Regions from separate parts of the Homo sapiens genome. Here region 1 is linked to region 2. Evidence: read pairs that join two places in POLR2A ChIA-PET (ENCODE). Cell type or tissue: HepG2. All regions are shown on one strand. Links, peaks and the distances in the headings refer to the core of each region. The heading gives the core; the rest is flanking DNA.

Region 1 (4,385 bases), core at 256-4,255, 330 kb after region 2:
TGGCCCCAGCCCCGCAGCCCCACAGCCTTGTGGCTTCTGCACTCTGGTGTTTGTCTTGGCTGAGAGCTCCACAGGGCTTTTTGAAGCTGATTCCATCAAGGCAAAGCTGGAGGAGTCAGGACATGGGATCACAGAAGAGGCAGCTGGAAGGGGCCTCAGATGGGGAAATAGAGGGGGTCCCACAGTGAGATGATGGCAAAGCAGGAAGAGAGCCCAGGGCTCCTGACTCCTTGCACAGTGCTCAAACCAAGACCATGTAGCTTCCCGAGTGGGTGAGGAGCCCGAGACAGGCTCCAAATCTTCTAGGAAGACATTTGAATGCCAAAGGAGCCCAGAATTGTGCTGTCCCAGAGGTGCCTCCTCTTCTGGGTTCCTGACACAGAGACTCCAGGACTCCAGATTCCAGGGGCTCACTGCACCTGTAGACCCCCCCGGGCCAGGCAAGGGTCTCCAAGGAGGCCTAGCTGGCCCGGGACACTGGGCCATGCCCCACCCCTGACAACCCCATAATTCTCAGATGTGGATTCAGGACTGCCCTTGCTTTACCTCTCTGCTCAGTGAGGACCCTCCCGTGTCCTGTTCCACACAGATGCAGATGGATCACGTGTCTCACAGCTGAAGGCCTCCCCCATCCGTCTCCACCATCTGCTGAGGCCCCATAATTATTCCAAGGCCCGGTGCAGCCTCACTCAGAGGGGAGAGTTCACGCGGTCCTGTAATGCAACCCAGGCCCGAGGCCGCGCGGGCAGGGGGTCCCAGCTGGGTAATGAGCCGCTGGCTTTATTGAATTCTCCGGCTTGAGTCTGACTAATCACTGCCTTTAGCCAAGGCAACCTGGGCTGCCATCTGAGCACCCTGGCTAGGACTTCCTTTCCTTCTCAGCACCCCAATTCCTGCCCCTCCTCCCCAAACATGTTTAAATGACCAAGATCAGAGCGGGAGGGGCTCCTGGGGGGCTGGTTTCCCCCCATCCATTTGGGAGAAAATGTGGCTGGCTCAGATCTGGGGCCCAAGCAGGGTAGACCAGAATGGGCCGCTGGGGTGTACTTTGCTGGGGCCACCCTGTGCCGCGCCTGCAAGACCTGCAGCTCCCACCCCCACCCCATCTCCTAAACCTGCTGACGTCCCTATCACCTCCCCTTTCCGGAGGCCTGGGCCCCGCGGAGGGAGGGCCTTGGCCGAGGAGACTGTGGTGTGGGCCAGGCCTTTCCAAGGAGAGGTGTAGGAAATGCCTTCCCTCCTTTGAGATTCTGCCCAGGCTTGGGCCCCACCCAATGTCATGGTCGTGCGAGAGCCAGCCCCAGGTCTCTCCCTCCTCTCTGTTCCCCAGCCCTGAGAGGACTCCCCACCAGCATTCACCATTCTTATCTCTGCATGCTGGCTTTCTAGACTAGACGGTACCCTCCCTGTGGACAAAGATTGTTGTTATTTTCTTTTTTTTTTTTTTTTGAGATGGAGTCTCGCTTTGCCACTCAGGCTGGAGTACAGTGGCGTGATCTTGGCTCACTGCAGCCTCCGCTTCCTGGGTTCAAGCAATTCTTCTGTCTCAGTCTCCCAAGTAGCAGGGACTACGGGCTCACGCCACCATGTGCAGCTATTTTTTTTTATTTTTATTTTTAGTAGAGATGGGGTTTCACCATGCTGGCCAAGCTGATCTCAAACTCCTGACCTCAGGTGATCTGCTCACCTTGGCCTCCCAAAGAGTTAGGATTACAGGCATGAGCCACCATGCCTGGCCAGTTATTGGTTCCGATGTGCCCAGAACTTGGCACACCGTAGGTGCTCTAAAAAACCTTTGTGGAGAGAAATAGAGGGAGCAGGTGCAGTGTGAGGTAGGAGTGTGGGTGTGGGGTGTGCATAAGCCACGTGGCACCCAAGATACTCTTGTGGCACCTCTGTACCTCCCCATCGCGGCTGCTGGGGGCTGGCTGACTTGGGAAATGGTATCAGCTGTGCTGTCCCGTCAAGACCCTAGCGGCTCAGGAGTTGTTAATGTCAGGGTGAACCTGAGGTCAAGGGTCACTGAGAGTGACCTGGTGACCTCCTCCCACGGCTCCTAGAGCAGATTTGAACCCACCCTGGCAGTGTGAAGAATCCATGGTTCTCCACCCTGTGACAATGGTGGGGGATGGAGGGGCCCTTCCAAGATGGGGCCAAGCCCAGCCCTCTCTGACCTCTCATTCTGAGTAGCAGGAGAGCTGTGCCTGGTGTCCTTGGGGAAAGGGGAAAAGGCAGATCACGCCCGAGGCCAGGCCTCTGCTCAGGAGACCCAGCCCAGCCTCTGCTCCCAGTGGCCTGAGTGGAGGAGGCCCGGTGGACAGTGGGCATGTGCCACTGAGCCGCTCCCGCTGGGCCCACCTTCAGTACCGTGGGTTTGGTGAGGGTAGGGCCCACACCACCCACAGGGAAGAGTGTGAGGGACACAGAGTCAGACACACAGACACACCAAGAGGAGAGAGAGAAGGAGGCAGATCCAGAGCCAGTTCCAAGGGCCTCTGGGAGGGAGGAGAAGACTTCAAAGCGCTCCCAAACAGCTTATAAACAAGCCAGTGGGCGGGGCAGCCAGCATGGGCTGGGGGTCGCTTTCTGGAGGGGCTGGAAGCTTGCACGGGGTGTGTGGAGGCCATAGGCCCGGGGTGGGCAGGAGGAGGGCCCAGCCTAACCTCTCTGTGACTCGGTTTCCTCTCCCGCGCTAGGGAGCTCCCTCCTGGGGCTGCCGTGGGGTCAGCAGCAACGTGCAGGTGAAAACACTGTGTGGGCTCCAGGCCGATCAGATGTTATTTATTATTCTGAGCTGTGTTTTGGTGGGAGACTTGGAAGGGCTGGAGGGAGAGTCAGAGTGCTTTGGGCTCCTCTCTTTCCCGATGCTGCTTTGAGAGTTCTCAGAGTAGAACGTCCAGGAATGGGGCCCGGGAAGGAGAAGTCCGTGGCTTGAGACAGGACCAGGTTGGGTGTGGGGGCTTTCTCCATCAGCCCCAGGAGTGGGGGTAGGATGGCCAAGCTTCCCCTGCCCTGCCGTGTGCCCCTCTCCTGCCCTCCTCAGCACCCCCCAACCTCTGCTCGGTGCCTCCCCTCCTCCGACCCCCTCTCATCTCTCCCACACCCTCTAATGGTCTCTTGGGACTGCCCAGAAATCGGCCTCCTCTCCTTGGATACTTGTCCTGGCCTAATGGGGCTGTGACAGTTTTTCTAAGTCCTGCTTATAAATGTGTCACTGTCCATGTCCCTTTGTGCTATCAAAGGAGGCTGCGCAAACCGCGTTTGTCCAAGGGCTGTGTGAAGGCCCCCGCGCGGAGCAGCTGGAACACGGGCTGATGAAATTACGGGGAATTCAAAGCAGCCGGCGTCGCCCGCTGTCTGGCTTCATTACGGGGACTGGCCTCGAAGGGAAGTTTATTCCAATAATTTAGAGGATTAGGATCTGACACCCTTCATTAGCGATTTGACATAAGCAGAAAAGACAGATCCTGCAGAATGGCCGCACAACGGGAAGGGACCAGCTCAGGCGGGGAGAAGGCAGCACCCGCCCGGCTGGGAAGGGGAAGGGTCTGGGTGTGGAAGCGAGGGTCCCGTGGCCGTTTTACAGTCCTGTGAGATGGCGAGCTGTGTTCTTGAAGGGGAAAGTGGACGTGGGGAAGGAGCGGCCTGGGCTCAGGCCTCAGTTTCCTTAGCTGTAAAGCGAGATTACCTTCAGGATCCCTTCCGTATCTGATGCGTGTGGGGGCCACTCCACCTACTGTCCCCGGGACACAGCAGCTCCTCAAGGCCCTTGTGGTTTGGCCTTGGAAAGGTACCTCTCTTTCGGGGCTCTATGTGCCTCCGCCCCCTACCCCCAGGATCGAGTGACCAACTCGAAAACACTCAGACTGCAGGCTGCTCTGTGGCATTTTAGATAGAAGCCATTTGCTGCCAAATGGGGGAGGAATCGCCCCCAGCCCCTGGCAGCTTCTGGCTCTCTTCCCGGCCCCTCCACAAATATAGCCCCTGATGTTTCAAAAATTTCTTGTCCAGTCTGTGAAAACCAGAGTTTGGGCTGTGCCTTGACAGCAGTTCTGGCAGATGGATGGGGGAGGGGTGATTTTAAAAGGCCCCTGCCCACACCCAGCAAGCTGGTGTCCCTGTTTCCTGTACCGTGGTGGGGTAGCTGTGCGACATGGGCAGGTTGCTTAGCCTCTCTGTGCGTCCTTTCCTCCGATCTGAAATGGAGGTGCAGTTTGTTGTGAGGATTAAATGAGATGATGCGTTCAGAGAAGCCACACGTGTGAAGAGCCCAGTGCATCTGGCAGCTGGTACCACCAGGACTGCTCACTCTGTGCGACCTTGGACAAGTCGCTCGCCCTCTTCGACCACAGACCTTCTCCTTTGGGAAGTGGGGGAGGCCAGAC
Region 2 (4,340 bases), core at 1-4,000:
ACAAATTTATCTTGCAGCCTCTGGAGGTCAGAAGTCTGAAATGGTCCAGGTGTCTGCAGAGCTGTGTTCCTTGTGGAGGCTCTAGGAGAGAATCTGCCTCTTGCCTTTTCCAGCTTCTTAAGGCTTGCGGCATGTCTTGGATCGGAGCCACACACTCTGACCTCCGCTTCCATTAGCACATTTCCCTCTCTGACGCTGACCCTTCTGCCGCCCTCTTGTAACGACGCTTGTGATTACATGGGGCCCACCGGATAATCCCGGATCATCTCTGAATCTCAAGATCCTTAATCACATCTGCAAAATCCTTTTTGCCTTGTAAGGTAACATATTTACAGCTTCCGGCGATTAGGAGGTGGACATCTGTGGTGGAGAGGTTATTCTGCCTATCACACTAAGAGAGAAATGATCTAGTTGACTTGAGTGTCCCAGGCCTTAACTATAATCCCTTTCATCTGTATAGCTTTCACACACATTCTTTTTTCCACCTTGCATCCATCCTGGAAAGTAGATGAAGGCTGTGCTGAGCCCATTCTGTGAGGGAGGAAGATGAAACTCAGAGCGGAGGCCTCGTGCTGGGTGACACAGCTAAAAAGAGACTCAGGCCCAGGGCTTTTGATTCAGCATCTGCCCCCTCAGTTCCCAGCCATGCATCACTAGAACACTATTCTCACCGATGGAGAAGGACAATTCCTCAGCTACCCCCACAATTTAGGAAGAAGTCCCCAAGGTGAACCAGCTCCCTCAGCCCTGAATCTGCCCTCAGAAGGTGGCCTTCTGCCCAGAGCGAGGATGGAGGGGTGCAGGCAGAGAACCATTTTTTTGGTGGAGGTCCACGGGACAGAGCCCAGAACTCAATGTCCATCCATCTTGGGCGTGTCCTCCCCAGCAGCCCAGGCTGACTGGACCGGCGCAGGAACTCCTGCATGCTCAGAGGGAGCCCTGATTCTTAGAACTGTCTTCTCATAGCAGTCTTCTTAGGAGTATGTTGCTGTGGTTTGTGATTCTGCCCCTGGGTGCTGCTGCATGGGAGGAGCCAGCTCTCTCCCTGCCCCACAGATCATGGAAGGCAGCGACCATAGGCTCACTGATGCTCCTGCAGGCTCCCTACACCCATCCATTAGGATGGCCCACATGTGCCAGCCAGGAATGGGGGACACAGCCATGAAGCCGACAGATAGGCTCCTGCACCTCTGGAACTTGTGCTTTAGCGGGGCAGACAGATCCCACAGAAGTGTATGTGTAGGAGTTCTGAGGATGACAAAAAGGATGAGGCAATAGAAGGTGACTGTGACCTTGTGAGACAGGCACTGTCCCCAGTCTATCACTCTATTTTTGTTTCTTTGGGTTTTTTTGAAGCAGGGTCTCGTTCTGTCACTCAGGCTGGAGTGCAGTGGTGCAATCATAGCTTACTGCAGCCTTGATCTCCTGGGCTCCAAGCAAGCCCCCTGCTTCAGCCTCCTGAGTAACTAGGACTCCAGACACACACAAACACCACACCCGGCTAATTTTCAAAATGTTTATTTTTAGTACAGACGGGGTCTTACTATGTGGCCCAGGCTGGTGTCAAGCTCCTGGGCTCAAGTGATCCTTCTGCTTTGACCTTCCAAAGTGCTGGGATTGCATGTGTGAGCCACCATGCCTAGTTCACTGTCCCCACTCTAAAGCAGACAGCCCAAGTGGGGGCAAAGTTGAGAAGCAAACACACACTGTACTCCAAAGCCTCTGAAAATCCCTCCTTGTGTCCTTCCTAAGAAGGTCCCAGAGTCTCTGTGTCATCCCTGAAGCTGAAGTCAGTCCATTCTGGGAGCAGAGTCCAGCTGTGTCCTGTGTTTGGGGCTAAGAAGAATGTGAGATTCCTGCTGAGTGTGAGCTGAGCAAGGTTGTAGTAAGGAGGGCAGTGATGTGATGCATTGTTTAAGGGGTGCAGCTGCCAGATGTGAGTGGGTGAGGGCAGATGTGAGGGGCATCAGCCAGCTATGTGTGGGGGTGGTCAGACCTGGTTGGGGAGGCACAATGGAAACAATAGGGGAGCAGGCCAGGTGGGTATGCGAAAGTGAGACAGAGTGGCAGGATGAACCGGGAGGGGGATCAGATGTGAGGGGCTGGAGAATAGATGACCCCGAGCCTCAGTCTTTAGGAGGGTGGCTGTCCCTGGGAAATGGATGATGCGGTCTGTGGAGGAAATGCGCTTTCTATTTAGGGAGGCTGTTTAGGAGTAGCTGACGACATGCTCAGCACCTGGATGGGTGGAAATAAACAGAGACATGAAGCAATAATTTATGCCGTGTCCTCTGTCAACCTAGCCACCACCTCCTCCTCCCTGGGCTCCAGGAAGTTGCTCAGAGTTGTGGCGCTGGGAGGAGACTGCGGGAGCTATGCTGGTGAAGCGATGCTGTCATCTGAGCTTGTGCTTTACACACACTGGGCTTTTTTTTTTTTTTTTTTTTTTGAGACAGAGTCTTGCTCTGTCACCCTAGGCTGAAGTGCAGTGGCGCAATCACAGCTCACTGCAGCCTCGACCTCCCAGGCTCAAGCAATGCATCCACCTCACTCTCTTGAGTAGCTAGGACCACAAGGGCATGGCACCACATCTGGCTAATTTTTAGAAATTTTTTTGTAGAGACGGGGTCTCACTATGTTGCCCGGGCTGGTCTCAAACTCCTGGGCTCAAGTGATCCTCCTGCCTCAGCCTCCCGAAGTGTTGGGATTATAGGCACAAGCCATCATGCCCAGCCCCCTCCAGGCCTTTGTACCTTCTGTGTCCTCACCTGGAGTACCTGCCCCCTGAACTACCCATTGAACTCTTTATTTAGTGGCCCACCTCCTCTAAGAAGTGCTACCTCCTCTAAGAAGGCCCCCCTCATATCCAGTCTGTGGTTCCTAAATTGCAGCTAATGACTACCCCATGAGCTCACACATTAGAGTTGGAAATCTACTTTCAAATGACCCCACTTTGTGTCTAAAGCACTCTGACCTTCTTCTACCCCCACCCCAGTCGCACATCAGTGAGCTTCAGGGAATCTCTGGAATTGAATACAAAGTCATGTGCAAAATCAGATGTGCAAATGTATGGATAAACAAAATACAGTATACCCATAAACGAAATATTATTCAGCCACGAAAAGGAATGGAGTCACTGATACGTGTTAAGTGAAAAAAAAAAAAACAGACAGAAAAGGCCAAATATTGTATGATTCCATTGATATGAAGTATCAAGAATAGGCAAATCAGTAAAGACAGAAAGGAGCTTAGCGATTGTTAGGGGATGGGGGTCGGGGCTGGGGAATGACTGGTAGAGGGTTTCCTTTGGGGATGATGAAAACATTCTGGATGTAGGTAGTGTAGGTAGTGGTGATGGTGGCACTACATTGTGTGTGTACTAAATGTCACTCAGTTGAATATATTAAAATGGTGACTTTTATGTTATGTGTATTTTACAACAGTTTTAAAAAAAGTCAAATGCACGTTTCTCAGGAGAAGATTCCTAGGTTTGATTGGCTTCTCAAAAGGTGAAGCAGCTCTGATCTGGTCTGGACCCCTTCATGTCATGATGCAGATGGTGATACTGGGACACAGACAGGGGGTGAGACCTGTCCAAGGTCACTCAGGGGCTGGTGGCAGAGCCCAGCCAGGTTGCATGCCTGCCTGACCACATACTCCCCTACCTGCTTCTTCCCTTGTCCTTTGGTCACCAAACCCTCCCGTCACAATCCCCAAGCCTCTGTCCTGCTCCCAAACATGCCACCCACAAGCTGTGTAACTTCCCAAAGTTAAAAGGCCTTCTTCCTGAAACTGGGTGCACGGATTAGAGTTTCATGAGCGTTTGTCTTTTGCTCTAGAGTGGACTCTGAGCTCCTAGAGGGCAAGAGGAAATGTTTCTTATTTTCCTCCATATCTTACAGAGCTTCTGGGACAGCCACGGAGGTGAGCCATTCCTGTCTCCCTTCAAGAAAGAACTTGCCATTCACCCTCAAGGAGGGCAGTTAGCTGACAACTTCTAACAAACATTCTTTGCCCAGAGGACATGCTGGGTTGGCCAAGACTTTGTTAGATCTGCAGCACAGTCTGAGGCTCTCCCAGCCCTTTCCTGCTTCCTCTCCCTCACCGGCCTTGCCACTACCCCCTCTCTCCGCAATAAACCTCTTGCGGTCCTATGTTCATCTCAGTGCTTGCTTCCTGGAGGACCCACATGGCACAGCACCTAGCCTGCTGGATCATAAGTGCTCAGTCGCGAAGTAAACGGAACTGGGGATTCTCTAGAGGGTAGAGGGAAGCCAGAGCCTGGGCCTCGGAGAGCAGGAGAGGGGCTGTCCGTGGAGGATGCCTCAGTCATAAGGAGA

Evidence for each region. ChIA-PET counts read pairs that join two places held together with the same protein. Peaks named below come from ENCODE experiments on the same cell type or tissue, not always from the same donor. Only the 100,000 strongest peaks of a DNase experiment are listed, where the experiment ranks them.
Region 1: POLR2A ChIA-PET joins it to region 2 with 6 read pairs; 2 of 35 experiments call an interaction of 5 or more read pairs at or near these places.

The regions. Positions count from the first base shown.
Region 1 is chr17:50,830,473-50,834,857 of GRCh38, forward strand. It overlaps a transcript of WFIKKN2 not described here. Among named protein-coding and RNA genes, the nearest start is that of WFIKKN2, 2.9 kb to the right of the region's middle. RefSeq lists enhancers at 1-754, 755-1,625, 1,785-2,305, 2,306-2,826. In HepG2, for the core only: no CTCF peak of the experiment used is centred there; no DNase peak of the experiment used is centred there; H3K27me3 peaks cover 3,764 bases.
Region 2 is chr17:50,501,910-50,506,249 of GRCh38, forward strand. No RefSeq gene overlaps it. Among named protein-coding and RNA genes, the nearest start is that of MYCBPAP, 4.4 kb to the right of the region's middle. In HepG2, for the core only: no CTCF peak of the experiment used is centred there; a DNase peak (open chromatin) is centred at 2,362; H3K4me3 peaks cover 256 bases.